Linked DNA regions of Mus musculus: all the other regions are linked to region 1. A link is a loop called in an ENCODE intact Hi-C map of the cell type or tissue named here. Cell type or tissue: heart. All regions are shown on one strand. Links, peaks and the distances in the headings refer to the core of each region. The heading gives the core; the rest is flanking DNA. Region 1 has its middle 47 kb from the start of Eef1a1. Region 2 holds the start of Mto1 (mitochondrial tRNA translation optimization 1). Region 3 overlaps Eef1a1 (eukaryotic translation elongation factor 1 alpha 1). Region 4 holds the start of Slc17a5 (solute carrier family 17 (anion/sugar transporter), member 5).

Region 1 (7,895 bases), core at 1,841-6,840:
GCCCAAACAGAAAGGGGGAAATGGAGGAGTGGTGGATTGGCAATTCACTTAATAGGAAGGAGACCGGATGTCAAGCATATGAAGAAACGGTCATTGTCCTTAGAAGCCAGAGAAAACGGAAGCAGAGAAAGGGCAAAGGAAAAAAACTACACTAAAATCATCATGACAGCTTCTTAGACCCCTCAGGCCAGCAAAGATCAAACGTTTGGAATCACAGGCCCAGCAGTGGTTAACCTGCCTCACGTGTGTGGGACCCAGGGTTCAACTTCCAGCACTACAGAAAAAAGGAAAAAAGGAATGTTTGGAGTTGTGTAAGTGTTGGCAAAGAGTGTGAGGAGATGAGCGTTCCTGATCATGAAAGGAAGAGGAAAGGAAAAGATACAGGCTGGCAGATCTCCCAGAAAGCTGGAGAAAGCTCCCGTTTGTTAGTTTGTGGTATGGTTTGGTTTGGTTTTGAGATGGAGTCTCTAGTAGCAGTCTCAGGCTGCTCTGGAACTCACTTTGTAGATGACCTTGAAGTCTTAACCCTCCTCCCTCCTTCCTCTGCCTCCCTGGTGCCCACATTATAGTGGCTTGTATCTCAATTAAAAGAGAACATGTCTTTGTTCACAGATATGTACCCCAAACTTGACGATATGCCCTGAGTGATTCTTGTGTAGGTTCATTTTAATGTGACAGAGATAAAGGCAACCCACAGGGGTTCATCATCATGGCAAAATAAGTTGACTGCCATGTTTACTACGAAATAATGTAAATTAAGAACATGCAAAAACCTCAAAAATATTGAGTAAAAAGTTTTATAATACACTATCACTTTCAAAAAAAAAAAATGTTTTGGGACAGGTCATTCTGTAGCCCAGGCTAACCTAGAGCTCACTTGACAGCCCTGGCTAGACCCATACTTTCATTGGCTTGCAGTGTACTGTCTCATACTCCTGTGAGTTACCAGCATGAGCTACCGCATCCAACAACAGTGTTTTGTTTGCTTGTTTATAATAATATCTCCCCAAATACCTCTGGTTGGCCTTAACGTTGCTGTCTAGACCAGGATGCCCTTGAACTCAGCAGTCCTCCAGCTCTGCCTTCCAAGTGCTGGGAAAGTTGTTTGAGGGCTGTTAAGTTTTTTTCTCTTGTTTTCTGATGTTAGCCTTTAGTGGCTGAACATTCTCTTGTTTGTTTTTTGTTTTTGTTTTTTTAATCATATGTATTTATAGGGGCAAGAGTGGGTTATACAGTGGTGGGCATTCTTCAGCCATCCAGTTCTCAAGTCTGAGAGTTGGCAGCAGCAGCAGCAACGAGCACCTTTAGTTTCTAAGTCATCCCGCTAGCTCTCTGGTGGGGGTGGTGATGGTGGGTTTTTGTTTTGCTTTATGTTGTCTTTTGGGTTTTGGTTTGTTTTATTTTGTTTTGTTCTTGAGACAGGGTCTTCTGTAGCCCAGGTTTGCCTCCAACTCACTATGTAACAGAGGCTGACTATGAGCTCCTGAGCCTCCTACCCACCTCAATCACAGGTACAGGACCACAGGTACAGGTACGTACAAATCTCCCTGAGTATTTCTAAAGCTGTACAAATGTGACAACTTGAATTGGATCTCTGAGTTCAAGGCCAAGTCTGGTCTACTGAGTGAGTTCCAGGACAGCCAGGGCTACAGAGAAACCCTGTCTCAAAAAACAAAAACAAAAAAAAATTAATAATTATAAAAAAGCAAGCTAATGGAACATCATTGGTTGCTTGGGAATGCAAATCAAGAGCACAGTTGGGGTGGGGGTTGGCAGTGGTGGGCACTCTGTAAACACCAGTGCTTGGGAGGCAGAGCAGGCAGTTCTCCTGAGTATGGGCTACAGGTACAGATCCAGTCTCAAACAAATGAAACGTGGGTGGTTCGGGCTGAGGAGATGGCATGAAGGGTAAGCGCTTGTGACAGCACACAGGTCTGTGCTTAATACCTGGAACCCATGCAAGGTTGCCAGAGGCAGCCCCGGCCCATAATCCCCCCCCCCAAAAAAAAGTGACAACTTTCCAAGGGCACTCACACAAGTGAGAGTAAGTCATAAACACTTTATTTAGAGGGGCAGAAGGGGAGTGAGATGAAGGAGGAGGGGACTGAAATAAAAAGACTGGGGCTGGGGAGATGGCTCGGTGGTTAAGAGCATGGACTGCTCTTCCGAAAGTCCTGAGTTCAAATCCCAGCAACCACATGGTGGCTCACAGCCATCTGTAATGAGATGACACCCTCTGTAGGGGTGTCTGAAGACAGCTACAGTGTACTTATGTATAATAACAAATAAATCTTCGAGCGGAGAGAGAGGGGCCGAAGAGAGAAGAAAACGTGTCTTAAGACAGCTACAGTGTACTTAAATAAATCTTTTTAAAAAGGAAAAGGAAATAAAAAGGCTGAGGGTGCAGTGGTGAGAGCAGTGGAGGAGGGGACAGATGAGGGAGGCCTTTAATCCCAGCACTGCAGGAGACCCACTCAGGAAGGAACAGGAAAGAAGATTGCTATAACTTTCAAGTCAGCCTGGTTCACATAGCAAGATTCCAGGCTAGCCAGGGATACCCTGATGAGACCCTACATCAGAAGAAAAAAATAAAAAATAATGAGACTGGGATGTAAGTGGTTGTGCTCTGTGGTGGTTTCAGTGGGAATGGTCCCCATAGGCCCCTGTATCGGAACCTTTGGTTCTCAGTAGACTGTTTAGGAAAGAGTAGGAGGTGTGTCACCGGATTGTCAGTGTATTAAAGCTGGGCAGGGAGAAAAGCTTTCTGATTTTATTCCCTCTGAGTTCATATTTTACAAGGCATATGAATTATTTTGGTAATTAAAAAAAAAATGTGCCGGGCAGTGGTGGCACACGCCTTTAATCCCAGCACTCGGGAGGCAGAGGCAGGCGGATTTCTGAGTTTGAGGCCAGCCTGGTCTACAAAGTGAGTTCCAGGACAGCCAGGGCTATACAGAGAAACCCTGTCTCGAAAAACCAAAAAAGAAAAAGTCTCAAAAAACAAAATTAATGTTATTAGTGTTATTTTTTATAATGACTACTGAGATTTAACTCACATCCCACCCAACTCACCTTTTGAAAGTGTATAGCTAAAATCGGGGTTGTGGCTCAGGGCAGAATGTTTATCAGGCACGTGGAAGGCACTGTCTGGCGGCACGAGCCCAGCACCGCACACAGTGCAGAATTCAGTGGCTTTTCTTACCCTGTCCTGCCATTTTGCTTTATCCACTTATCCCTGGGGGGACTTAGGGTTCTCTAGTTCGAGGACGTTGTTAATAAAGCTGGTGTGAGTTGCTAAGAGACAATTCAGTAGATAAAGATGCTTGCTGAAGCCGGGCGTGGTGGTGCACGCCTTTAATCCCAGCACTCGGGACGCAGAGGCAGGCGGATTTCTGAGTTCGAGGACAGCCTGGTCTACAAAGTGAGTTCCAGGGACAGCCAGGGCTACACAGAAAAAACCTGTCTCGAAAAACAAAAAAAAAAAAAAAAAAAGATGCTTGCTGAAAAGCCTGAGTTCCATCCCAGGCACCACGAGAGGAGGGACTCTCATCACACACACACACTACGTAATTTAGAAATGATTTTTTTTAATAATGCTGATAAGTACACTCATGTGTAGACATTCTGTATTCCCAAAACAAAAACTATTAAGACAGACCAAACAAAACGTTAAAAGCATTTGTGAATAGTGAAGGAGGGATTAGGTTTTCTCTTCTAAATTTTCATTTTATCTTGTTGAGACTGGGTCTCCTACATCCAAGGCTGCCCTTCAGTCCCTGACCTTGCTGCTTCCACCTCACAAAAGCCAAGACCTCAGGCCTGTGCCACCAGAACTCCTTTATTTAACTAGAATGTTTGGAAATTAAAAAGAAAAATCAATCATGGGGGGGGGGGGCGGGGGGAGGACCGTCAGGGTCAATCTGGAACTGACTAAAGGCTAAGAAAGCCAAAGCAGGCCTCTCTGGCGCTGGGCTTTAAGTGCCTGCACCCTCGGGCATCGCCGGTTTGGCTAGGCTGTAAAGTGGCACTGTGGGACAAAGTGGCACTTGTTGATATTCACGGCAGCCACGGGCCTTGCCAAATGGCTGATTTACTTTGCCTGGAGTTTGTCCCTCAGCTCTGCCTCTTCCTACACTCTCTTACCCCAGTATAAAGCCCTTCTTTTTTAATGTTTTTTTTTTTCTAATAACCACATTTTTCTATTTTGAAACAGTTTCAGGAAATCCAAACTGGCCTCAAACTGACTCTGTAATGAGGGCTGGCCTGGATCCCCCTGCCTCCACCTGGCGGCAAGTGCTGGGATTGCAAGCATGCCACACCACGCCCAGACAGTCATTCATTCACGCATTCGTTATTTATTTACTTATTTTAATAATTTAAGTCCGTGTGTGAAGGTCAGAAGACAGCTTATTGAAACCGGTTTTCGGTTTCCGCCTTCCCAAGGGACTGAACCCAGGTCTTCAGGCTTGATAGAAGCTCCTTTACCCTTGGAGCCACCGAGCCTGTCCAAAGATTTTTAAGAGAACTATTTTTAAAACACACAAACGCTCTTCTCTTCTGACGCTTGGGACTTACGACAGGTTCCATGCCGCACTCACCTTCCGCGTGAATTTTTTGACACCCCCCCCCCGGCCCCCCAGAAACTCGGATTTGCCCCACGGCAGCGGGCGTTTCCCCTGGGGGAGGAGCAAGAAGAGCTTACAGCACTCGGGAAGCACGAGTTTGACTCATGCCTTAGCGGACTCAGGAAACCCGATTAGCAAAACCTAGATTTCTTTGTCTGGAGAAAGGAGATGACTCACAGAAACCACGTGCAAAAGAAAGGCATTTAAAAGGGCTCGATGGAAAGTCACTGCGGGCTGGGGAGCCCCTGGCGTCACCCGCCCGCGCTCCCGCCTCTGGCCGCTGGAGGCAGCAGGGTCACGAGGCAAAAAGACTTTCCTGACCCTTGCTTCTCAGTTTTTGTTCTAAAAGGCAATGTTAGCTCCTAACCGCAATTCTGGCCAAGTGTGGTGACTTTGAAACCAAACCTGGAGCCACAATGTTGTTAAAGAGCCACGTTGTTATTAAGTCTCCATACCTTACAAGAATAAATTTGTTTCCTAAGCCTAATAATGTATTCTACAAACCATGTTTTTCAACCTGTGCTTAACTTGTAACCCCATGATGTATATACCCTTTGTAAATCCCTTTGCCTTGCTAAACCCCTGAATCTGTAAGCTATGATTGCCCTTTTGCCTTACGGAAATGTTTTTCCAGATACCTTGATGAGTGCCCTTCCACACCCCACAGACTGCCTTAGGTCCTGAGTAGCCCCTCTCCTCCACCACCATGTCCCCACCCCAACTTCTATGTCCAGGGGCTAACAGCCAATTATCTCAACAGCTCTTCTCTATCAACCCTAACCCTTCCACATATAAGAGACCTCAAAAGCCAGTGAGGGGATGTTCTGAGACCCGAACTTAGGGAAAGTGCACAGTCTAAACACAGCTTGCTTTAATCAGACAGTCGTCGAAATAGTTTTTTTCTCCGGTCTAAGGTTGACCCACATTTTAAACCCCAACACTAGGAAGGCACAAAGGGCCATTTCTGTGGATTCCAGGCCAGCCTTGTGTACATAGCAAATTACAGCCCAGGCTACATAGACCCTGTCTCGAAACAATATTGCCTTTAATCCCAACTCTAAGATCAGGTGTTGAAAGTCATCCTCAACTACATAGTGAGTTTGAGACCAAAACTGCAGGGCCCCATACACAGAATAGGAGCCTGGCATGGTTACATATGTCTACAATACCCAAGTGTAAACAGGTGAAGTTAGAAGACTGCAAATTTGTGGCTAGCCTGGACTACAAATAGAAACCACGTCTCAAAATGGAACAAAATCAAGAACTCCACCTCTGAAACCTTTGGCCCCATTCCCACTATAGCTGAAGGCCAGCATGGATCTCAGTACAGAACTGGCTTTTCTGCCAAGAACAGGGACTTCAGAAAGAAGTTGGCTGAGGCCTGGAAGTTAGAAGGTGGTTCCTTAAAAATGCAGTCAGTTGTTTAATAGAGAATTTGCTGTCTTTGGGATTTCTCCTGCAGAACTTTCGAGGAGTAGAGAAGCTTCAGCCAATATTGAGAAAGCCAATAGAAGTCAGACATGGTGGATGGACCATTCCTGCAATCCTAGCACTTGGGGTGTAGAGAAAGGTGTGCTAGCTCAGAATCAGCTAGGACTACAGTCTTAGGCCAGCCTTGGTAGATAGCAAGACCCAGGCTCAAAAAGAACTAATTTAGCTCACGGCTTTAATTGCAGCCCCTGGAGGCAGAGGTAGGCAGATCTCCTTGAGTTCAAGGCCAGTCTGGTCTACAGCTGGAGCTCCGGGACAGCCAATGACGTGTTAGAATGGCGGGTAGCCGCTCAACAGCACACTAGGCCAAAGCAGTTCAGCGTGGAAAAGGTTCTATTGGAAGGGAGAGACAAAGTAGTGGCAGAGAGAGAAGAAGAGGGGGAGAAAGAAAAGAGGGGGAAGAAAGAGCGAGGAAGGGATGTTCTCCTTATTTATATGGAAAATGACATAACAAGTAAGGGTGGGAGGTGAGCCAAGTGAATGCTGGGAAGATGGTGCCCGTTGTCTTGGCAACCGGTCTGGAGGTTGCAGGTCGCGCTGTGGCCTATGTGATATCATAGGTTTGGAATGTCCTGATGCCAACATACCTCCCTTCTTGTTATTATAAAGAGAAGGGAAGAAAAAGGGTGTGGGAGCAGGGCGTGGTGGCGCACGCCTTTGATCCCAGCACTCGGCAGGCGGATTTCTGAGTTTGAGGCCAGCCTGGTCTACAAAGAGAGTTCCAGGACATACGGAGAAACCCTGTCTCAAAAGAAAAAAAGAAAAGAAAAAGAAAAAGGGCGGGGGGAGCCGATGGTGAAAAGGGAACGAGGGTGTCGTGTCTCTTAAGCTGCTTCCTGCTGTCTAGGGGTGTCGTCAATTTTGGGGTGTAGTCAATTTTGGGGTGTAGCTGGCTCTCACCATCGGGATCCACTAGACAAACATTCACATCGGGTTCCTCTGTGGACAGCAGCTCTTCTGTGGGCAGTGGCTGGTAATCCTGTAATAGCTGATTAATAGTTTGGTTAGAAGTGTTTTGTATTTGTCGTTGAAGAAACGTAGAAACAAGATTAATGAAGCAAGGAGCAAATGATACCGCCTGGAAGATGACTAGGAAAGGTGTTACGAAAGAGTATCCACTTCCATATAGGATTTTCAAAAATCCCAAAACTGGAGGTCTCACGGTCTCTGAAGTTCTTGATGTCTGACTGTAGCTCCTGGCTTTTATTTCTCACTATCCTGGATTGGTTGGCGTAGAAACAGCATTCTTGGAGGAACAAGCAAAACCACCTTCTTTAACTGTCAGGACAGCTAGCCTCTGTCAGGTCAGGGAGATGTAAGGCTGCGTGCGGCCTTAAGGAGAGTCTGTTGGAGCCTCCGAAAGGGCTTGGTAACAGGTTTGAGAAGTGGTTCGTGGGTGGGGGCCTAACACTGCTTTCATATAAGGGGAGAAAAAGAAGGGAAAAGGAAGGAACCCAGGAACATAAGAAGTTAGCCATTCCTAGGAATGATAAAATCTCTTCCTCTGTAGAAGGAACAGTCTGAGACTGAATCAGACTTTTTCTTGTGGATTGGGGAATTGTTAGTCCCAAATAAGTGACCTGAGGAGTAGACAGCTGGACTTTTAGGTCAGACCCTGTAGCCTCGACTGGAAAGGAAATTTAGAAGAACAGAGATGTCAGCTTGGCTAATCTCTAGAGCGGGGCTACAGAGGACATCATCTACATAAAGTACAATCTTAGCTTTAGGGAGAGATAAAGAGAATAAGTCAGAAGCCAGGGCCTGGCCAAATAGGTGTGG
Region 2 (7,895 bases), core at 929-5,928, 80 kb after region 1:
GACCTCTACCCACTACACACACGTGCACAATCACTCTGGATGGCTGTATGTTGTGAATCTCAAGAATCTAAGCAGTGTTGTAGCAGGGGAAGCACGAGGTTCCTAAAGAAGCACACAGGCCTGCTGCACTTGGTGAGGGTACAGTCAAAAGTTAACTGACTTTAGCATTTTGGTTAAATACAACATGATTTCTTCTCTTTTTTAAATTGTCAGGTATTGAAAGGAATTTTTAAAATGTATAAAATAGCCCATGTGAGGTGCATGCCTTTAACTGCAGCACTTGGAAATTAGAAGCAGGTGAATTTGTGTGAATTCGAGGCCAACCCTGATTACACAGGAAAACCTCACTCAAAAAAAAAAAAAAGAAAGAAAGAAAGAAAGAAAGAAAAAAGTTGTATCCACTTCTGAATGCTAGATAGTAGCTGGAAGAATGGTAACTGATAGAGGGAAGAGAAGAAACTAGTAAGACTGAACTAGTTCCTCCTTGCAAAGGTCAGAAAGGAGAGAACCAGAAAGGCTGAGGTTGAGGAGCTGGGCTAATTTTATGTCAAGCTAACATTGGCTAGAGTGTTCTGAGAGGCACTGGGAAACTGCCTCCCTAAGACCGGGCGGTAGGCAACCATATAGAACATTTTCTTGAGTAGTTATTCATGTGGGAGGGCCGAGCCTGTTGTGGGCGGGGCCACGCCTGGACTGGAGGTCCAGGGTCCTCCTGTAAGAAAGCAAGTTGAGCAAGCTAGTAAGCAGCACTCCTGTGTGGTCTCTGGATCGCCTCCTGCCTCCAGGTTCTTGCCCACTTTGAAGTCCTGTTTTGGCTTCCCTCAGTGGACTGTGGTTCAGGATACTAAGCCAAATCAACCCTTTCCTCCCCAGCCTGCCTTTCGTCATGGCATTACATCACAGCAATACTAACCTTAAGTAAGACAAGAAAGTAGGGGTGGGTGATGTAGTGAAATCTGCCTCACATGGGTTTTTTTTTTTTTTTGGTTTTTTTCTAGACAGTGTGTGTTGGGGTGGGGACCCTGGTTGAGATGGCTCAGTGGATAAAGGTGCTTTGCCAAACTTGATGGCCTGAATTCCATCCCTCATACCTATGTGTGTAAAGTACACACACACACACACACACACACTTCACACAGAAAATGAACAAATATAGAAACAAATTTATGATAGAAGAAGCTGGATAAAAGACACAAATTGTTTTGGAGTATTACACTAAAACAGTATTTTGTTTTGTTTTGTTGTTTTTGGGTATTTTTTGTTTTGTTTTGTTTTGTTTCGAGACAGGGTTTCTCTGTGTAGCCCTGGCTGTCCTGGATCTCACTCTGTAGACCAGGCTGGCCTCGAACTCAGAAATCTGCCTGCCTCTGCCCCACAAGTGCTGGGATTAAAGGTGTGTGCCACCACTGCCTGGCACTAAAATAATATTAATGAACCTAGAATTTGACTGAGATTCACGATGGTCAAAATGAAGAGACGCATGACTATTTACATAATTTTCTTATCCAGGCATTGAAAACCAGAATTTCCTGGAACAGCAAAAATGTCTGCATGCTCTTCTCTAAAGCAAGTTTCTCACAGAGTTTGCTAGGCTGGTATTAGCATTATTAGCCAGTACATACCCAGGACAACACCTCTGACCCTGGACTTCCCAGGGTACCCAGGCTCTGGTTCTGCAAGAACTAGATCTTCTACAGCTCCCTTCTGAACAGTGAGTAGGGGCGTGCTCAGGATTTCTTTCTGTCAACAGAGAATGCCAGTTGAAAGAGCAGTTGGAGAAGCCCACAGTCCCTCCTGGCCTCACCGTGGGTGCTCACCCCTGGCCTCGCCTGTGCTCACCTGCATGTTCTGTTTATAAAGTTTCCGGTCAATCTGTGCTCTCAGTCCCCACACAGCAGGGCCCTTACGCCGGTTTAGCACTTTGTAATGTATACCAGACTGGTCACAGATCCGGGAACACAGACCATCCAAGGCATCCACTTCTCTCATCAAATGCCCCTTTCCGATGCCACCAAAGGAAGGATTACAGGACATCTGACCTAAAGAGAATGGATATGATCATAATAGAGTACCCTGTACATATTACTTAATAAAGAGTGCTCGGAAAGGTAATCAGACTAATCAGATTCATTTAAAACAATAAACCCCAACACGCTCTCCTCTAACTTCAAAGAGAGGAGGAATTAGCAGAAAATGGGCGACTCATTCCCGTTCTCTGCATTCCTATGGACTCTATCGTCTAAGCCAAGTTACCTTTCTTCTTTGAAGCCAAGGAATACTTGATAATGTACCACCTTCCTTCATCACTTTGGTCAGGCGTGATTGGGTACACCTTGAATCCCAGCACTCAGGAGGCTGAGGCAGATGGATCACTGTGACTTCCAAGCCAGCTTGGTCTACACAGCACTGTCTCATTTATGAGAATCATTAGTAGGCCTCTGAAATGTTTTTTAGACATATCCTACAGCGTTGATAGAACACAGGTTTTGCACTACTGTGTATATGTCTAAAAGAATTTAAATCTGTGTGAAGTGACAAGTGGACTTCTATATTTAACGAGACACTACTCGCCAGAGCCTAGAAGCGGGATCAGCCTAATGTTTATCAAGTGTCGGATGGATAATGAAAACGAGGTGCGTAAGCTGAGGCGCCTATCAGCACAAAACACGCAATGGAAATACGGAACGCGACAAGCGGCGGCAGAGCTTGACAAGCTCTCCGTGGACGCACCACGTCGGTCGCTTAACAAGACGGGTGTGAAAATGTTAACTCGGGATTTCTCTGAGATGACAATACGGGGAGGGTCAACCCAGCGACCTGCCCAGCAGCCGCCGTGGCTTTCAGTCCTCCGCTCCCTGACCCCGGGCACCGGCCACTCCGGTCCACCGCAACCCTGCCCGCGCTCGGTCGGACGTAGAGTTCCCGCCGCGGCCGCGGGGCTCCTCACCGATCGTGTCCACGCGGTGCGTGAGAAGCAGGGTCCGCGAGCCACAGCGAGCGGCGGCGGCGGCCGCCTCGGTCCCCGCGTGCCCTCCTCCGATAACTACCACGTCGAAGTGCGGGGTGCAGGGCGCCGCGCTGTCGCTGCGGAGGCGACGCAAAGGCAGCCGTCTGCCGAGGGACGCTGCGGCCCAATGGCCACGGCCTCGGAGAAGGAACATGTTGAGGGAAGCTAGCTAGAGACGCCCGGAACTGTCACCGGAGTAGAAGCCAGCTGGGCGTCGCCATCTTGGCCGAGTCAGCGCGTAGCGCGCCTGCGTCCAGCGACGCTTTTGATTGGCGGGTTGGAGCTTCGCCGCGGGGAGGTGCGCGCAGGCCCTGTGCGTTCTCCCCCCCCCTTCCTCCCCCCGCAGGTACTTTCAGCGCTGGCGGGAGATTCTATCTTGGAGGTTGAGGTTAGGCTTTTCCCGTGGACTTGTCTTTATCGCCAGGTTGCCACCTATGAACAATAAATTTGATCATTTCGCCTCAAAATCTTCTGAGAGGTTAGTCGACTAAGGCAATCCGAGTTCTAATCCTCATCTTGAAGGCCATCTGGGTCTACAAATGAATATCACGTCTCCAAATCAAAACTCCATTATTTATATACAGCTTAAACATTTTTTTGACATTTATTTTATGTGTATGATTGTTTTGCCTGTGCATGTGGTGTATGGGTGTGTGGGTGTGCGCGCGCGCCTCGATCTAGCCTATTCCCACAAAAGTCAGAAGAGTGCATCAGATTTTCTGGAGCAATAAAAGGTTATGAGCCACTATGTGGGTGCTGAGAATCAAACACGGCAGGTTCTCTGCAAAGAGCAAGAGATCTTGTTCACTGAGCCATTTCTCTGGTTCCTATTTAAACATAATATACACACAAGACATGGAGAATTAAAAAATGTGTAACTCCTACAAAGTGCTCTGTCCCTACTTTAAAGGAATGCCAGTCTTTTGTTGCTAGTAGCTATTTTTATATGCATATACAAGTTTTCCTCTGAGTTGAAATATTCCTTCCTAGAGGAGGGAGTCTCATAAAAGTCCAGAAGTGAACAAAGTTTACAGGTTCAGTCCCAGGAAGATTTATAAATTGCCAGGCCCACCCCTACTTCAGGCTATACAAGCAGGGACCATTGCTAGGGGGTAGACTCCAGGACCATCAGATGTGCAAGTCCTTCGGGGGCTCAGGGATACAACTTTTGTGAGTTGTCATCCATACTGCCCTGGACTTTTGTAATGCAGTCTTTGAGTCATCCACACTCCTGTAAATACCTCCAAAAAACTTATAGTTTCACTAAATTATATTTGAGTGGAATAATTTTCTTTGGCTTGTTCTTGGTGCCCTCAGGTAAATATACATTTATTCACATTTTCACAGGAGGGGGAAAACTCACACGGCACAGGAACGCTAGTATTTTGTATATAAATTCTGTGATTATACTATCTTTCACTTTATTCCCCTCCATTTAACTATATATATTTAAATTTTTAATTGCATGTATTCATTTGCATGTGAGTATGTGTATGGGCTTACTCATACTACAGTGCACATATGGAGATCTACTTGAGAGAGTCAGTTCTCCTCATCCTGTGGGTTCTGGGAATTGAACCCACATCATCAGATTTGACAGCAGATATTTTTACCTGCCAATCATCTGTCCAGTCCCCTTAACAATATATTTGCTTAGCTGGGCACGATGGTGCACAACTCAGGCAGAGCTCTGAGTCTGAGGTCAGCATGAACTACACGGTGAGTTCCTGGATAGTCAGGGTTATGTAGAGAGATCTTGTCTCTGAGAGAAAGTGAAAATAAGCAAAAGAGAAAAAATGAAAAAAAAAAGTCTTCTACATTGTATCCAATATTGGCTTGTTTGTTGATGGTAGGTGTTTTTAGATGAGAGAGAGAGAGAGAGAGAGAGAGAGAGAGGAGAAAGAGAGGTGAGCATAAGTGTGTATGTCTTGGTGAACATTTGGGACACAAATGTCAAGTTCTGAGGAGCCAGTGATCTCCTTCTACCTTGTTTTGAAGCAGGGCCTCTCTTATTATTTCTCTTGATGTTCTGTGTACTCCAGGACAGCTGGCTAAAGAACTTAAGGCCAATTCTCCAATCTCTGCCTCCCACCTTGCAGTAAGAGGGCTAAGATTGTAGAGGTATGTACCAAGATATACCATGTATATCTTTTATGTGGGTTCTAAGAATAAAAAAAAAAAACAGGTGTCAGGAGTGCATAGCTATCCAGTGAGCCATCTTCCCAGCTTCTAGTGTGTTTTTGAGATATCTTACTTTGCAACCCAGAGCGAACTGGAACTCACAGCAATCCTTCTGCCTCAGTCTGCTGAGTGCCAGCATTTCAGATTTATGCCACCATGTTTCACTTGGATTTCTTTTTCCTTTGAGACGTGTCCTTTCTATGTATGCCAAACTAGACTTGGATTCCCCATCCTCCTGCCTCAGGTACCTAAGTGTGGAGATTACAGGTGTGCAGACTCTGTCTAGCACAGAAGCGGATAGTTATGCTTTAACCGTGGATAATGAAATTGGTTTAAATGGGATGTGATGTTTCACAAACATTGGGCATTTTTCAAGTATCATCAAATATTTACTAGCAGTTCTCTCTCAACTCCTCCTGGCTCTGTTCTTGCCTCTCTCAGTCTGGAATTGATATATAGATCAGGCTGGTCTTAAACTCATGAAGATCTCCCTCCAAAGTGTAGGCACCAAAGTAGTTTGCTTTTTTTTTTTTCCTTTCTCTAACAGGTTTTCAAAGTGTTTATATTAGAGTTATGGCCCGTGCTAGCTAAAATATACTACTTCTTAATATTTTGAGTCAATAGCTTAAACCATTGATTAAAGAATCATAGACTCAGTCAGGCAGTGGTGTCTCATGCCTGTAATCCCAGTACTCGAGGCAGAGGCAGAGGCAGAGGCAGAGGCAGAGGCAGAGGCAGAGGCAGAGGCAGAGGCAGAGGCAGAGGCAGAGGCAGAGGCAGAGGCAGAGGCAGAGGCAGAGGCAGAGGCAGAGGCAGAGGCAGAGGCAGAGGCAGAGGCAGAGGCAGAGGCAGAGGCAGAGGCAGAGGCAGAGGCAGAGGCAGAGGCAGAGGCAGAGGCAGAGGCAGAGGCAGAGGCAGAGGCAGAGGCAGAGGCAGAGGCAGAGGCAGAGGCAGAGGCAGAGGCAGAGGCAGGGGATCTCTTGAGTTCAAGGCCTGATCTACAGAGTGAGTTCCAGGATAATCAGGGCCACACAAAGAAACCCTGCATCAATCCTGCCCCCTCCCCAAAGAATCATAAACCCAGTTGACACTTACCTGGGAGAATCCCTCTCACCTACATTTGAAGACCAGGCATTAATCTGTTCACATGCTATGTATTCAGTGCAGAATCTTCCCTTTTCAACGAAGACATTACTCATAGACTCAGAACCAGAAAGTTCAGTTGTAGCCCAAGGACAGATAATAAAGACAATAGAAACCGAGTTTCTGTTTGGGAAGTCTATAAAACCCTCATGTGGAAGGTAGTTTGTTACTCTTGTATCAGCGTCCCCAGGATGGACCTCGGATTTATTGTTTGAGACAAGATCTCACTCTCTTATCCAGGCTTGTACTTCTGGGCTCAAAGATGCTCTGCTTAAGCCTCCAGAGCAGCTGGAGCTACGGACCTATGCTCCCACAGGTGATGCTAAGAGTTGATTAACTAGAAAGATTCACAACTAAAAGAATTACAATTACAGTATGGTTGTCGCAGTGAATTTTGCTCCTTTCAAAAATCATTGTTCAAACTTCATTCTCTCCGATGCTCATGCCTATTCCATACTCTATTGCACTGTTTTCTTCTTTTTAATTCCTCCTCCTCCTCACCCTCCTCCTCCTCCTCCTCTCCCTCCCTTCTCTTCTTCTTTTCCTCCAGATAGGGTTTCGATGTATAGCCCTGACTGTTTTAGAACTAGCTCTGTAGATCTCCAGCTTACTGCCTCTGCTTCCCTAGTGCTGAGACTAATAATGGAGAATGCCACTCTACTGGCAAGACCTCACAGAGAGGTCTCCTGCTCAAGTGTATTTCTGCAAAGTAGGCAGCGTTTCCATTCCCAGGTGTGTCTACTTGCCATTCAAAAGCGAATGCTTGTTAGACAAGTTCCCATTTTGAAAACTCATGTACAGGCATTGACAGGAAGGAGGGAAGAGAGTTGCAGGGTCAATAGGATGGCAGCACACTGATCGGTGTCTTTTTATTCAGGCTACATGTATCTCATAATATATGGTACATACACACGCGCGCGCGTGCGCGCGCGCACACACACACACACACACACACACACACACACTCACACACACACACACACACTTTACAAAAAGTTACACAGAGCAGCAATTTTTGAGCTTTATTTTAAGGGACACACAGGATTGCATAATAAGGTGTGGAATATAGTAATGTTATTATTATAACATTCTGATGTTAGTTGAAAACTAAGTGTTGTTCTGAGCCATGTAAATCTTCAGAAGACAGGTTTTTGTTTTTGTTAGCACAGTGGAAGGCAAAATGAGTTCCGCCAAGAACAACTTTAAAAGAAGCAGCCACTGTTGACGAGACCGACTTTAGAAATCGCTTTCTGAAAGTCTGCATTAAAGGACTACGGAATCTCAGCAGCCAAATCAGGATGGCTTACACCGTGCTGCTCATGAAACTCACACAGGCACTTTGAATATGTTCTTTAAGAGTCGGTGTGCTTTTTAGAAAGATAAGTTGAAATACTAATTCCAAGCAGTTAAATCTAACTTGAAAAGGTTCAGTGAGTTTCTATTTCTCATTAACAAGAACAGTAAATTTTGATTTAAAGTTTACATAAACCGGGCGAGGTGACGCACGCCTTTAATCCCAGCACTTGGGAGGCAGAGGCAGGCGGATTTCTGAGTTCGACGCCAG
Region 3 (7,895 bases), core at 1,524-6,523, 50 kb after region 1:
GTGTGGCTTCCGCGGGCCGCCGAGCTGGAGGTCCTGCTCCGAGCGGGCCGGGCCCCGCTGTCGTCGGCGGGGATTAGCTGCGAGCATTCCCGCTTCGAGTTGCGGGCGGCGCGGGAGGCAGAGTGCGAGGCCTAGCGGCAACCCCGTAGCCTCGCCTCGTGTCCGGCTTGAGGCCTAGCGTGGTGTCCGCGCCGCCGCCGCGTGCTACTCCGGCCGCACTCTGGTCTTTTTTTTTTTGTTGTTGTTGTTGCCCTGCTGCCTTCGATTGCCGTTCAGCAATAGGGGCTAACAAAGGGAGGGTGCGGGGCTTGCTCGCCCGGAGCCCGGAGAGGTCATGGTTGGGGAGGAATGGAGGGACAGGAGTGGCGGCTGGGGCCCGCCCGCCTTCGGAGCACATGTCCGACGCCACCTGGATGGGGCGAGGCCTGGGGTTTTTCCCGAAGCAACCAGGCTGGGGTTAGCGTGCCGAGGCCATGTGGCCCCAGCACCCGGCACGATCTGGCTTGGCGGCGCCGCGTTGCCCTGCCTCCCTAACTAGGGTGAGGCCATCCCGTCCGGCACCAGTTGCGTGCGTGGAAAGATGGCCGCTCCCGGGCCCTGTTGCAAGGAGCTCAAAATGGAGGACGCGGCAGCCCGGTGGAGCGGGCGGGTGAGTCACCCACACAAAGGAAGAGGGCCTGGTCCCTCACCGGCTGCTGCTTCCTGTGACCCCGTGGTCCTATCGGCCGCAATAGTCACCTCGGGCTTTTGAGCACGGCTAGTCGCGGCGGGGGGAGGGGATGTAATGGCGTTGGAGTTTGTTCACATTTGGTGGGTGGAGACTAGTCAGGCCAGCCTGGCGCTGGAAGTCATTTTTGGAATTTGTCCCCTTGAGTTTTGAGCGGAGCTAATTCTCGGGCTTCTTAGCGGTTCAAAGGTATCTTTTAAACCCTTTTTTAGGTGTTGTGAAAACCACCGCTAATTCAAAGCAAAAATGGGAAAGGAAAAGACTCACATCAACATCGTCGTAATCGGACACGTAGATTCCGGCAAGTCCACCACAACCGGCCACCTGATCTACAAATGTGGTGGAATCGACAAGCGAACCATCGAAAAGTTTGAGAAGGAGGCTGCTGAGGCAAGTATAAGGCAAAAGGAGGGATGGGAATTCTTTAAGCAGGGAGTAGAACCTAGGTCTTGGGTGTACTAATTAGAAGTCACTTTGCAGATGGGAAAGGGCTCCTTCAAGTACGCCTGGGTCTTAGACAAACTGAAAGCTGAGCGTGAGCGTGGTATCACTATTGACATCTCCCTGTGGAAATTCGAGACCAGCAAATACTATGTGACCATCATTGATGCCCCAGGACACAGAGACTTCATCAAAAACATGATTACAGGCACATCCCAGGTGTGTAAAATTTACCCATTCCTGACTCAGGATATTTTTTAGTGGGGTGCTTTCTCTGAGATAATGGTATATGATTGTCTTGTTTCTTACAGGCTGACTGTGCTGTCCTGATTGTTGCTGCTGGTGTTGGTGAATTTGAAGCTGGTATCTCCAAGAACGGGCAGACCCGCGAGCATGCTCTTCTGGCTTACACCCTGGGTGTGAAACAGCTGATTGTTGGTGTCAACAAAATGGATTCCACCGAGCCACCATACAGTCAGAAGAGATACGAGGAAATCGTTAAGGAAGTCAGCACCTACATTAAGAAAATTGGCTACAACCCTGACACAGTAGCATTTGTGCCAATTTCTGGTTGGAATGGTGACAACATGCTGGAGCCAAGTGCTAATGTAAGTGACTTTTAAGGTAGTTGAATGGAGAAAGCCGCAATAAGTAAGGAGGTTATAATTGACTGCCTGTGTTTTAGATGCCTTGGTTCAAGGGATGGAAAGTCACCCGCAAAGATGGCAGTGCCAGTGGCACCACGCTGCTGGAAGCTTTGGATTGTATCCTACCACCAACTCGTCCAACTGACAAGCCCCTGCGACTGCCCCTCCAGGATGTCTATAAAATTGGAGGTAAGTAGAATATTAAGTAGAATGTTGACGTGAATTTGAAGTCTTATGTTTTGTGTATTAAATACTTATACAAAACAATACTATTTTAGGCATTGGCACTGTCCCTGTGGGCCGAGTGGAGACTGGTGTTCTCAAGCCTGGCATGGTGGTTACCTTTGCTCCAGTCAATGTAACAACTGAAGTCAAGTCTGTTGAAATGCACCATGAAGCTTTGAGTGAAGCTCTTCCTGGGGACAATGTGGGCTTCAATGTAAAGAACGTGTCGGTCAAAGATGTTAGACGAGGCAATGTTGCTGGTGACAGCAAAAACGACCCACCAATGGAAGCAGCTGGCTTCACTGCTCAGGTGACACATTTTTAAGATAGGTGGCTAGATTGGTTGTGTGTGCAGAATCACAAGGCAAGACTTAAATACACGCTGTTTTTCTTAGGTGATTATCCTGAACCATCCAGGCCAAATCAGTGCTGGCTACGCTCCTGTTCTGGATTGTCACACAGCCCACATAGCATGCAAGTTTGCTGAGCTTAAAGAAAAGATCGATCGTCGTTCTGGTAAGAAGCTGGAAGATGGCCCCAAGTTCCTGAAGTCTGGCGATGCTGCCATTGTTGATATGGTCCCTGGCAAGCCCATGTGTGTTGAGAGCTTCTCTGACTACCCTCCACTTGGTAAGCCTGATCTGAGTCTGCTACACTGAACATCAAGTTTGTAATAGGAAATGTTGCTTGCATAGCAAAGATACTGATAAATGGCATTTTTCTATATAGGTCGCTTTGCTGTTCGTGACATGAGGCAGACAGTTGCTGTGGGTGTCATCAAAGCTGTGGACAAGAAGGCTGCTGGAGCTGGCAAAGTCACCAAGTCTGCCCAGAAAGCTCAGAAGGCTAAATGAATATTACCCCTAACACCTGCCACCCCAGTCTTAATCAGTGGTGGAAGAACGGTCTCAGAACTGTTTGTCTCAATTGGCCATTTAAGTTTAATAGTAAAAGACTGGTTAATGATAACAATGCATCGTAAAACCTTCAGAAGGAAAGAATGTTGTGGACCATTTTTTTTGTGTGTGGCAGTTTTAAGTTATTAGTTTTCAAAATCAGTACTTTTTAATGGAAACAACTTGACCAAAAATCTGTCACAGAATTTTGAGACCATTAAAACAAGTTTAATGAGAAATCTGTGTTGGTCAATGCTGAAAGTTAACTGACTGTATACAACAAAGGTACTGGGGTCCCCATGGTATGTTCTTAGGGATTGAGTTCTGGTTGTCTGGGTCTGCCCAGAACTGAGCTATAAACAGGGCTGATTTGGGTTAACTTCAAATCTTACTGGTGAGGACAAAGTAATTTTGCTGTATCAACCCAAGGTGTGGTATAGTTGGGCAGACTATACCTATACCCCAATCTGTCTGGATCTGCATGCAGTAGGTCAGACTTGGGTGTGACAGCTAAGTTTGATTTAGGCAGCATTGGAGTATGCTACCACATAGGATTACTGAGTGTGCTTTGTGAATATTGGAAATGAAGCAAGGTTGGACAATTACTTGAGCATTTCCTTCCACAATTACACAGGAGAGAACCTTAACTAAAAAGACCAATCTTGAATGAATAGGTGAGAACGAAGAGGCTAAGCAAAAGGGATTTTCTAAGATGAGCTTTTGCAAAACAAGCTGATGGTAGGGTGGTAGGAATACCTTCAATAATAAGGTAAAAGCTGTTCAGTATTTATACTGAGATTTTGGTTACAGTGACTGTACTTGTTGCCAGAACATGTAATTTGAAATAAGTTTCAAAACTGAGGCATGTTAGCCTGACTTTGGCAGAACAAACATGGGCTAGTCCCTGGAAGTGGATTGGCAAGACTGCATAGGATATGTCATGAAGTCCATGAGATGAAAACAGGTGGCCTAAGTTTAGATAATCTAGACTCAGAAAAGTGATGTGTAATAACCCCTTTGATATGGCAAAAACATCCAATGTGTCATCTTTACCCTTAGAGACTGGATAAAATTCTAGTGCTTGTGGGATTAAGGGTTGCTGTTGCTGCAAACTCTTTACTAAAGGCTTGTCAGTTCCTTAGTTGAGGTTATTTCAAGTAGGACTGGTTAAAATGGATTGCTAATAGTGAAATAGCTTAAGTAAGCTGTTAGACCCTAAATAAGAATCAAGACCTACCTGGGAAATTGATAGCAAGTGTCTGCTGGATACAAACACCGTTTTTCAAACCTGCACACTTACGTGTATAAGTGGAGTAGCACCATCTACTGGTGCTTTGAAGACAAAACATTCAGAATAAAAGCATGTTTCTGGGGATGGAATTCAGGGCCAAAGGTTTGGTAGGCAAGCCTTCCACCACGTGAGCTACATAGGTAGTCTTTAGTCTTGATTAAAATCAAACACGTGAAAGCTAAGTGCTCTAAAAGGCTAGCTGTTTAGATGTTATATGACTTTAGTGTGGACTTAGTGAAAATTTCCCCCGGTTTCTGGCACCCACATGATTTACAACAGTTCTAGTGGCCTGTCTGTACCAGGTCCATATACAGTACCCATGTAGGCAAAATCTTGAACTCTTTTAAAACATGTTTTTTAAAACATTTGGGCTTTAATGTGGGAGATAAAGGCTCCACATGGATAAGGCCAGTTGCTACTAATGAGTAGGGTTTAAAGTCAGTGCAGTCTCAGTCTGGGTTGCATAAGGGCTAGGGAGTCTTGACATCCTTAGAAATAAAAGTAAATGAAGGCAGGCTGGGCTTGAAAGGCTGGCGAGACAGTCTAGTCCCTAGATGCACATAGCAGAACATCCCTCAAGTTGTCCTTTGTCCAAAGGCACATGGCTCTTAAAATACTCTTGAGAATGCTGCCCCCACACTCCCTTATCTTGCAGTCAGGCTAGCCTCTGGGTCTAAATGAACCTCTTGGCAGTTCTTGGGAAAGGTACTGGGTGAACCTAGGGCCTTTGCATATGGTTGGAAGATACACTCCCACTGAGCAGTGATCCTCATTCCTTCAAAAGAATTGAGAGGCTCAGGCAGGCCTTGAACTTGTGATCTTTCTATCACAGCCCCCCTGAGAATGGAATTAGAAGCTTACTAGTAGGTTTGGCTCAATTTGAGTTTTGGAAAACTTGACTTACAAGGCATTTTTCTGAGCTACAGTTTTGTCTATCCCTGGATGTCCTGGAACTTACTCTGTAGACTAGGTTGGCCTGGAAATCCGAAATCTACCTGCCCGTGCTTCCCAAGGCTTGGACTAAAAGCATGTGCCACCACACCAACTAAAAAGCCAATTTGTTATCTAAAAAAACAATTTAAAAAAAAAAAGATTTATTTATTATATGTAAGTACACTGTAGCTGTCTCAGACACACCAGAAGAGGGCATCTGATCTCATTACAGATGGTTGTGAGCCACCATGTGGTTGCTGGGATTTGAACTCAGGACCTTCAGAAGAGCAATCAGTGCTCTTAACCGTTGAGCCATCTCATCAGCCCCGTTTTTTTCTTTCTTGAGAGAGGGTCTTGAACAGTCTACACTGGCTTTGAATTTGCTACGTAGGCAAGACTGATACATACCACCATGTACAGCGGAGTTTTATGAAAATTTGCCTGGGGTGCTTTATTGTAGTCTTGGATTTTTCAGAAGTTGAGGCAGGAGGATCATTTGAGGATAGGGATTTGAGGCCAGCTTGGACAAAATGACTTTTTTTTTTTTTTTTTTAAAGAATTATATATGTGGGGCTGGTGAGATGGCTCAGTGGGTAAGAGCACCTGACTGCTCTTCCGAAGGTCCAGAGTTCAAATCCCAGCAACACATGGTGGCTCACAACCATCTGTAACAAGATCTGACTCCCTCTTCTGGTGTGTCTGAAGACAGCTACAGTGTACTTACATATAATAATAAAATAAATCTAAAAAAAAAAAAAGAATTATATATGTGAGTATACTGTTGCTGTCTTTAGACACATCAGTAGAGGGCATAGGATCCTATTATAGATGGTTGGACCTCTGGAAGAAAAGTCGGTGCTCTTAACCGCTGAGCCATCTCCCCAGCCCTGTTTTTGTTTTAATTTACTCTTATGCATTGAGAACTAAGTAGGCAAATTAATATGGCCTGTGTTTGAAATGCATTTTATGAAAACAAGGGTGCAAGCTAACATCAAATATGGCCTTAGATGTGTTCTAAGCCATTATGTTCACCACTTGGGGGTTGTTGGTTGTACTGTGAGAGGAGTAAACAGTGAGTTCTAGGTCCTGTATGAAAGAGACATCCCATCTTGTTTTCCATTAACATTAACTTGTTATTTTACTTACAAACCCTAAGTGCTCTCTCACCCGTTACTGCTTATGTGGCACCAAAGTCACTTCCATATTTGCAAGTCTCTGGGAACTTCCATAACAAGTTAAACTGGAGTACTAACTCAAATACATAGTTTTCTCAGTACTGATTCTGAAGAAAAATTATTTTAGGAAACAACTGCATGGTACTAAATAGTGTTGACCTCATGCAGTGGAAATCTCTGAAAGGCCTATGAATAAGTGTATTTGAGAGTTCCGTTTGTGATCCCTACAAGAAGTCCTATGTTACACTAATTCTATCCTTATGTATAAGTAAAGTAGGTGAGAAAATTATGCAAGAGATTTCCCCACTCCTTCATTGCTAAAATATTCACATACACTAACATGCATTCTTTTTCTTTTCCCTTATTGAGACAAGCCCAACTCTTGTAGCTCAGCTAGCTTGCAGATCATGGTGTATCTGTTTGAGTAACACCCCCCGCCCCCCAAAGGTTCGTCCTTTTTTGCACAGTGGTATGTTTTGCCTCCTGCGAAGAGGGAGCTGGAGAAATAAAAGAGAGAAAGAATACCATTTAGTTAAAAAAGTAAGTAGGCTCCCAGCACTTGGGAGGCAGAGGCAGGTGGATTTCTGAGTTTGAGGCCAGCCTGGTCTACAGAGTGAGTTCCAGGACAGCCAGGGCTATACAGAGAAACCCTGTCTCAAAAAACCAAAAAAAGTAAGTAGGCAGGACTGGAGGGGCTTCAGAAAATGAGTGGGAAGGCATGCCCGTGTTTTCACCAGTATCTAGAGAAACAAGAAGGGGCAGCTCTTCTGAGTCACTGACAAAAGTAGGCAGGAGAGGAGCACAGGTTCTGTAAGTGGCTCCCTGTTTCCCTAAGACCAGGTCTCACTGTACAGCCAGGTCAATCCTGAACTCTAGGTCCTCCCGCTTCAGCCTCTCAAGTGATGGGGGATTACAAGTCTGTTCCACCACAGTTTCAGGTTTAGTTTTGCTTTAGTTATGATGAATGCTATATGATCTATAGAATATGAGCCCCAGAGAGAATTACACATTGTTTTTCACTATTTTGCCCAGATACATAAAAAAAGCAAAACTGTAACCTTGGTCCTGTCTCAACAACAAAAAAGCCACTTCCAGGACTTGGCACATACCTTTGGACAAACGTAAAATCACCTAACAACAGTATTTTCAGTGTCATCTTTATTTCCTATTCATACTCTCTAAGCCAGCGGTTCTCAGCCCATGGCTTGAGACTCCCACAGGGATTGAATATTAGATATTTACATTATGATTCGTAACAGTATGAAGTAGGAATGAAATAATTGTGTGTTTGGGGCTCACCACAACACAAGGAACTGTTTTACGGGGCTGAAAACCATTGCCCTAAGCCCTCACTCTAAGTCCTCTATGAAATGAAAGTTCACAAGCACCGATTGGCCTGGCGTTCTGTCACTGCTGTCTGCTCTGCCGCGTGCTCCTCACAAATCTGAGCAGATTGATGATGGCAGCTGGTGTCACTCCAGGAATACGACTAGCAGCCCCAATCTAGGAATTAAGATGACAAAAGAACCAGGATGAGCGATGTCAAATCAGATGTCCTCT
Region 4 (7,895 bases), core at 1,450-6,449, 60 kb before region 1:
GTCACTTGGGAGGCCAAGGCAGGCATATTGCTCAAATTCAAGGACATCCTGTGCTTCATCATGAATAGCAACCCAGCCAGAGACTCTGCCTCAAAACAAACGATGGGAAACAATTAGCAATGGGAACAGGTAAAAGACTTACAGCCAAACTGAAAGAGCTCCCCATTACCAAAACTGTAGCAATCTGATCATCAAAATAAATAACATGGCTGATAATCTAATCAACAGAATAAGTAATGTGTTAGATTCTGAAATGAAGTATATAATAGCCAGGGGTTCATACTAGTATAAAAAGAGAAATCGGCGGAGAGGAGACAAATCTGCCTTATGAAAGAACTGCTCTTCAAAGTGTGCCCCTAACTCCTTGACCCGTAAGAGTAGGATGAACATGCTGGCTTTCTTCCAAAAATAAAAGCATAGAAAGAGGTAAAAATATAAATAAATAAATAAATAAATAAATAAATAAATAAATAAAAGACAAACTCTAAGACAGGCATCCAATGATGCCTACTGTCACCACCAGTACTAACCACCAATCACAAATTACACCATATCCAGCCCATCCCCTGGAGGCTAATGACAAGAAAGGCTCCCTACTCTGGGCTGTCTCCAAGACAATCCGTATCTTTATCTGGTTGGTTGGTTGGTTGTTGTTGTTGTTTGGTTGGTTTTGGGCTTTTTGGCTCTTAGAAACATTCTAAAACAAAATGAAAATGAAAACTGCCGGGCAGTGGCAGCGCATGCCTTTAATCCCAGCACTTAGGAGGCAGAGGCAGGCGGATTTCTGAGTTCGAGGCCAGCCTGGTCTACAGAGTGAGTTTCAGACATAGAGAAACCCTGTCTCAAATTTTTTTTTAAAAAATGAAAATGAAAACTACAAAGTACTGGTTTAATTACAAGGAAAACATTAGACAAACTCAGGTTGAGAGAATGTCCAGAAAAGCATCAGTATTCTATAAAACTGATGAGGTCAGCAAAAAGGAAGAACATCTGTGAGAGCCTAAGGAGATACAATAATGGAACTTAATATGTATCCTAAATAAACCCTGGAAGGGGGAGGAGGGTACAGGGAGGAAGACAGGTAAAAGGGAAAGAAGTCCAAATAAAGTATGATGCTCATTAAGTACCAAAATGCTTCCATAGCTGAAATAAATGTGTCATACTCTCTTAGATCTTGAAAAGGGGTCAAAGTTGGCACACTGTATAGAGAGCTTGTCAGGAGCCAGTGCTTATAGGCCAGGGCAGATCCATAACCCACATTGTCTGTCATCTATAGCAACCTGAGCTCTCAATCAGATAAACCCAGGATCTTGACTTCACTGCAGAAAAGAATTTCAGCATAGCCAGGATGGACAGGGCCCACATTTATTTTGAAAAGACTGTAAGCAAGATTTAAGCATTGCCATTAGGGAGAATGACTGGTGTTTGGGAAAAGAATAATACTCACCAAAGAAGTGTATTAGCAAAGGTGTGGTGTTCTCAAAGCTAAGTGAGAATTGCACCCAAGTGTCTCAGCAGCTACTATATATATGATTTTGGTGGCCTTTAAGTAACAGCTTAAAGTGTTGTTAAGAATCGCCCCACATACACACACACAAGCAGGGCAGGATTGATACTTGCCTTTAATCCCTGCACTGGGGTGACAGAGGCAGTCCTGGTCTACATAGTGAGTTCCAGAACAGCTAGGGCCTCACAGTGAAACCCTGTCTCACCACACACACACACACACACACACACACACACACACACACACACCCTTCAGTAAATGATGACAGGGTGCCTGTCAGTGCCGTGGATAAGACTGCCAGCTGATCCAGTAAAACCATGGATCATAAAGTTGCACAAGAGTGTACCCTAAGTGGGGCTTCTTGTCAAAGTCTTAGAAATCTCCCCAGGTTTACAAGTCTGGGAAAGGAGAAAGGTCATTCTGGAAGGATGCTTGGGCCTTACATATGGTCCTTCACAGCAAATCATGTTAATTGTGCAGAAATTCTTAGCTCAGCTGGCAGGATATGTCCCCCAGACCCGGGAGTGAGGGACTCCTTTCCCATGTCCCCACAAAGCCAGCCTTCCTATCCTACCTCGAACTCTGCGTACTGACTTTGCAACTTTTCTGTAACCTGAACCTTCTCAGGTAATAAGTGTACTTAAACATGGTGCTGCTGATTTCAAACTCCCCAAGGCTGTTGGAATCTGATTCCCTATGTTGGAAGATTCCCTTGGCTGTCCCTGCCAAAAAGGATGATCTTAGCAATAAAGGAGAGGAGATACAGTGTTGAACAAACCTATTGGCTCACACAGGATAGCAGAGGTGCAGAAAGATGAGAACCCCGAGGCTAATGAAATCTGAAGCCGTCTGTTGGAGGAGTTCAGGGGTGGGGGGGTGGGTACAAGGGGATGAGTTAGGGAAGCTGGGTTTGTTTGTTTGTTTGTTTTTGTTTTTTTGAGACAGGGTTTCTCTGTGTAGCCCTGGCTGTCCTAGAACTCACTCTGTAGACCAGGCTGGCCTCGAACTCAGAAATCTGCCTGCCTCTGCCTCCCGAGTGCTGGGATTAAAGGTGTCGCCACCACGCCCGGCTTGAAGCTGATCTTTTTGTTCTAATCAAACCTTCAAACAAATTGAAATCCACTCACATGGAGGACAAGCAAACTGACACATCAAATTAACCACACCAGAAGTGCTGTTTGTACATACATTTTATAAGAATTTGCCAGGCGGGTATGCACAAACTCAAGGGCTTTATCTCTACAGCTGTCTTTTTGAAAACTTGCCCATCAGCATTTACTGGCCCAAGAGTTAGGGATATCTTTAGTAAATCTCAGTCAGCCCTTCTTCTAGACAGGGGCCTCACCTGACTTTCTGAGCCTCTGCTCTTCCTTGGTCTGCGTGGAAATCTCTAAGGGCGTCTACCACATCTGTCTTTTCCATCGGTCTGCAGATATGGCTTTTATTACTCAGAGGCCCGATGGCCCCACCAAGGCTGACTGAAGCATTTTCCTAGTTCCTCTTTCTTAGAGTCAGCAGTAGGGAAAATCTGTCCAAATTAGATTTACAGAGAAAACTCCCCCACGCTCATACATCACGTGGCCTGCCCGCTGGGGATGTAGGTCAATGGTATGTATCAGCGTTAGTCTAATATGTGTGAGGCCCTGGGTACAATCAACAGTATCTTCCTAAAGAGAAAAGGCAGCTGCCTACATTGGGGTTCACCTCTGAAACAGTCAATTTCGTCGGACAAAACATGATTTCCTTTGCTACTTTTCAAAAGCCATATGCTGTCACAAAACGGACAAAGACTGAAAACTATTATAGACATTTAGAAGGCAAATAGTCCCTGCCCATTTCCCTAGCTCCCTATCACTGCGAGATGCAAACCCCATCGCCGCCTTCAGGCTGTCCAATGCCCGGGCTTTTACTAGTGTAACAGAGTCCTGGGCTCCCTACCGCTGGTGACACACATCTTGCACAGCGCAAACGCCACGCCCAACCCAACCCTGCCCACAGCGGGAAATTGCCCGAAACTAAAATGGCGCCTTAGGAACAGGCAACCAGATATGGGCGTGTCCTGGGGCGGGGCAATATCCTGCCCCGCCCAGCCAGCACGGCGAAGGGCTGTCCTGCCGAGAGCTAGGTTGGCCAAGCAACGACGCCGGCACATCTGCTCTCCAGGCGTTATGAGGCCCCTGCTTCGGGGTCCGGCGGGAAACGACGATGAGGAGAGCTCGGACAGCACCCCGCTCCTGCCGGGCGCCCGGCAGACCGAAGCGGGTGAGCTGCGGGACCACCGAGTGATTGCTAGTGGCAGCGTTCCTGGCGGGCGGGTGGTTCCCGGCCGTGGGCGCCTTGAAGGAGTGGCTGCGGGGTCGGGGGGACAGGTAGCCGCTGTAGTGCTGTGGGTCGGGACGGAGGTGCCTGTGGCGCTGGCGGGACTGAAGCAATTCAGGGTCGGAGGGGTACCCGATCCGAGTCAATAAGCAAAGGGGCCAAAGTGCTTCTTGCTCCCCTCCAGCGGCCGCCAGGTTTCCGCTTATGCCGGCCTGTAAACATGTGATCTGGTAGCGCCTTGTTGGGGAGGAGAGACAAAAACAAAACAACAACAAAGAAGAGTTAACAGCTGTTGAGTGTGCGGGGGACAGTTGCATAATCCCGCGAATATCTTGTGCTGTAAGACACCAAAATATTGCAGACATTTCTATTTTTTCCTTGTCTATCAGACTGCAATTTAAGTTAGGAAACAGGTTATTCTCAAGATAAGATATCTTTAGCACTCTAAGACAATATGCCGTACTAGAGGTCTTGCAGGTGCTACTTCAAAAAGCATCTTCATTGCGGGGGGGGGGGGGGGGGGCGCATGTTGCACAGAGGTATAGTCCTTGCCTGACAAGGTTCTAGTCTCCATACCCACCATCCCCCAAAACACAAGTATGTGTCTTCACTGGATTTCGCTACACTTTTGTAATGTAGCTTCCTGAAGCTACAGAAAACTAAAGGACAAATCGGCTTGGACACATTCAAGGATATAGGTGTGAGAAAGAATTGAACTGGAAATTTGCCTTTGTTGGCCCGGAACAGTCTTCTGTCGGTATGTCTTTTGTTGACATTACCAAAGAATTCTTTCGTAACTGTTTTAACCATCCTTCCCACTTGTGTGGGTAACTACCCTACTTTCTGACTTTATTCAGACTACTTCTGTTGGCTTTTGGGTGATCTGTTTTGGTTTTGTTTTTATTTTTAGAATAGTTTGTTAGGGAACTGGAAAGATGGCTCAGCAGTTAGAGCACTGGTTGCTCTTCCAGGGGACGAGGGTTCAGTTCCCAGCACCCACATGGAAGCTTACAACCATCCATAACTCCAGCTCAAGAGAGCCAACACCCTCCCTACTCAGACACACCTGTGGTACACAGACATACATACAGGCAAACATTCGTACATAGAACAGATTTTTTTTTTAAAATCTAAAATAGAATGTTTTATTTTGAAAAGTGTAAGGCATCAGTAGGTCAAACCTAGGACTTGCATTTTTTTGGTTGGTTGCTTGGTTTTCTTTGAGACAGGGTCTCATGTAGCCCCAGCTGGCCTCTATTTTGTAGCTGCAGGTGACTTAGTTCTCCTGACCTTCCTGCCTCCACCTCCTGAATGCGTGGTAAGCAAGCATTCTGTCCACTGATTCACACCTCCTGCCCCCTTGGCTTCCCTCTTGGGTTAGAATCGAAGTTTGACACTTTGCCACTGCTCTGGATTCCCTGTCCCTGTCCTCCGTCATCACATCCTCCTTGGTGCCACAGACACGTGGCACCGGAAGTTGCACGCAAGGCCGATTGCTCCGCCAGTTTGGTAGGGATATCTACCTTCCCGGCCGTCCTGTCTGTTCCACTAGGAGCCTCGTGCCCCACAAAGCTTAATTTCCCACAAATGAGAAATACACTTCTTAACACGTGAGCTCGATCTCCAGGATCCAGAGAAGGCAGTGATAGCAATTCAGTTCCTGAAGTTTCTGTGTGCTGAGTAGTGTTCTGTGTACTTTGCGGTTCATCTTCATCGTTCTGTAACAGGAGCTCAATACAGTAAGCGCTCGACGGTAATGTGAACTATTTGTTAGTAAACCAGCTCGGGGGAAGGAAGGTCCTATGTTCTCCCTGTGCCTCTCTCACATCCCTACTTCTGCAGGCCCTGGTCCTGCTTTTGCTAGAATGGCTGTGCTCACACCCACCCCACCCCCGCAGCTACCTGGCAACTTCTGCCCGTTGAGGAAGCCTCTGTTAAATATCCCTCTTCCAAAAAAGACCTTTCCTGGCTCGTCTCCCGAGATTCTCAGGCCTCCTTTCTCCCTTACATAGGTACGTAGCACTTTATTTGATTAGAAATGCTTTCTCAGAGCCAGCCAATGATGGCACTCGCCTCTCATCCCAGAACTTGGAAAGCAGAGGCAGGCGGATTGCTGAGTTCAGGACCAGCCTGGCCTAGAGCAAGAGTTCCAGGATAGACAAGGCTACACAGAGAGACCCTGTCTTGAACCCCCTCCCCCAAGCAAACAAACAAACAAACAAACAGAAAGTGCTTTCTCAGGTATGGAGATGGGGACTATGTGAATGGACACTGTGAGTCCCTGTGGTTTTTAATCCCCACAGCTCGGCTGATATGGATAGTCTCAGGGAAGCCTGCAATGTTAAACAGGCAGGGTTGTCTCGACAACAGAAGATGTGTATAACCTGTTTTCCACCCAGAAGGTTGGGAGTGGGTGTGGTTAATAGTCTAGTGACCTGTGCTATCTGTAGGGCCAGGCCACACCTGACTCCCCCAGACTTTTGTTTATTCCAGACTCTTCCTCTCCAGAGCTTTATCTCGGACATTGTTTCTCAATCGATAAGAATTCATCTTTATGGAAGAGATCACATGTACTTTGTAATGCCATAAGCTTCGTCATGCACACGGGATTGAGTTAATTGTCGCCAGGAAACCTTTTTCCAAAATTGTACTGTACTTAAATGTGCCTAAAGCAAACGGTCCTTCCGGGCGGGGTTTGAACCAACACCAGCTGCTGAACTGCGTGCATTAAGCCAGATTTCCTTCTTGCCTCACTTGTATCAACACTCTGCGGGCTGTGTTGTTGGCAGAGAACCCCACAATCAACGCTCAATATGAGGGGCTCAACCATCAGAGATGGTAAGAAATTTTTCCTTTAAATAGAAGCAGAAGGCAAGAATTCAGTCGTCTTGCCCAAGGAGTCAGGATCTTAAGTGGGAGAGTGCAAAGGATCATGGGTTCTAAAGAGTCCTCTGTGACAGAGAACTTTGTACAATTATTGAAACATTTGCTAAGACCCAGAGGAGGGGATGGAGTCCCACAACCACTCAGGCATCCCAGCCGGGAAGTCACCCATCTCTGTGCATTTGGGGCTCATTCTCCTGAACCGCCTGACTGGAACTCAAAGCCCTCAATCCACAGGCTCCTCCTGCTGCCTGGATCTGGGAGCTCAGAGCTGCTTAGTGTAACACCAGAGTTCCAAGGAAAGGCAGACAGGACTCCGCTGAGGCCATATGAGCTAGGTCTAGGCACCCCCAAGTTTAGCGTGTTTGGAATTTTGTTTGCTTTAGGGTCTCACTATGAAGCCCTGGCTATTCTAGAATTCATTCTGTAGACCAGGGTGGCATTGACCTCAGCTCCTCCTGCCTCTGCCTCCTGGGTGCTGGGATTAAAGCTGTCGTCACCACCTGCCACCATATGGCTTTTGATAAGGACAAGGAGCATATGTTTTATATACAGATTCCACATGCTCCACAAAAAATGATTGTTACCCATCCCTGGTTGTACAGCTCAGTGGTCTGACCTTGCCAATCAGCCAGGTTTTATTAGGTGTTTCTAAGCCATTGAACATTTTTAACTGACCTATTATATAAGTTAGCACATGATGGACAGAAATGCACCGTGAGTAGAAATCCGCCTACTTGAAAAGAAATGTTGCAGAAGGATTGTGAATGTACGGGGAGTGTAAGGGAAAGATGGAAACCTTTGGAATGGGGCCCTCCAAGGTGGAGTCTCAGAGAGTGGGAACAGATGGGACAAGAGCAACTCGGGGACAGAAATGGAAGAGAGAGACAGAAATGCAAAAAGGTTCCGTGGGCTCCTTCAGCTAAGTTCCCTTCCTTTGAAAATAAAACATAAATAAAAAAAGAAAAATCAATTCTTTTGAAACACAACAGTGATACTGAACTGCTGGCACCTCTGTCTCTAGAGAAAACAAGCAGCCAGGGGCACCCATGGCTGTTGCTGCTAGCAGGGTTGATGTGGTGTGTGCCTGTGACTGAGACTACAGGCGCAGACTCTGCTGATTCCCAGACACAGCGAGAAGCCATCCAGTGACTCAGCGCATCAGCAAAATAAGAAATTCAATCAA

Evidence for each region. Hi-C counts contacts between places; a loop is a spot of excess contacts. Peaks named below come from ENCODE experiments on the same cell type or tissue, not always from the same donor. Only the 100,000 strongest peaks of a DNase experiment are listed, where the experiment ranks them.
Region 2: a loop joins it to region 1, with 4 times the contacts of the local background. A loop is called at or near these places in 3 of 42 quality-filtered maps.
Region 3: a loop joins it to region 1, with 4 times the contacts of the local background. A loop is called at or near these places in 23 of 42 quality-filtered maps.
Region 4: it touches region 1 in a loop (2.0-fold over the local background); 2 of 42 quality-filtered maps call a loop at or near these places.

What each region holds. Positions count from the first base shown.
Region 1 is chr9:78,524,431-78,532,325 of GRCm38, reverse strand. No RefSeq gene overlaps it. Among named protein-coding and RNA genes, the nearest start is that of Eef1a1, 47 kb to the right of the region's middle. In heart, for the core only: CTCF peaks have their summits at 4,270 (motif pointing left) and 4,917; DNase peaks (open chromatin) are centred at 4,085, 4,295 and 4,815; H3K4me3 peaks cover 1,559 bases; H3K27ac peaks cover 2,005 bases.
Region 2 is chr9:78,443,563-78,451,457 of GRCm38, reverse strand. Mto1 (mitochondrial tRNA translation optimization 1) reads right to left here and starts at 3,248. Exons shown (of 12, transcript NM_026658.2): 1 at 2,948-3,248; 2 at 1,840-2,039; 3 at 1,623-1,740. The coding sequence starts at 3,161. In heart, for the core only: no CTCF peak of the experiment used is centred there; a DNase peak (open chromatin) is centred at 3,237; H3K4me3 peaks cover 2,058 bases; H3K27ac peaks cover 1,154 bases; H3K27me3 peaks cover 1,065 bases.
Region 3 is chr9:78,473,733-78,481,627 of GRCm38, reverse strand. Eef1a1 (eukaryotic translation elongation factor 1 alpha 1) reads left to right here. Exons shown (of 8, transcript NM_010106.2): 2 at 940-1,117; 3 at 1,208-1,387; 4 at 1,480-1,776; 5 at 1,854-2,004; 6 at 2,094-2,350; 7 at 2,436-2,670; 8 at 2,770-3,175. The coding sequence starts at 974. The coding sequence ends at 2,894. It overlaps Mto1 (mitochondrial tRNA translation optimization 1), which reads right to left. Exons shown (of 12, transcript NM_026658.2): 12 at 7,476-7,838. The coding sequence ends at 7,743. Among named protein-coding and RNA genes, the nearest start is that of Eef1a1, 4.0 kb to the left of the region's middle. In heart, for the core only: a CTCF peak has its summit at 4,269 (motif pointing left); no DNase peak of the experiment used is centred there; H3K4me3 peaks cover 1,726 bases; H3K27ac peaks cover 354 bases.
Region 4 is chr9:78,583,748-78,591,642 of GRCm38, reverse strand. It overlaps Slc17a5 (solute carrier family 17 (anion/sugar transporter), member 5), which reads left to right and starts at 3,598. Exons shown (of 11, transcript NM_172773.3): 1 at 3,598-3,769. The coding sequence starts at 3,676. In heart, for the core only: CTCF peaks have their summits at 3,372 and 3,999; DNase peaks (open chromatin) are centred at 3,062 and 3,612; H3K4me3 peaks cover 1,560 bases; H3K27ac peaks cover 1,237 bases; H3K27me3 peaks cover 437 bases.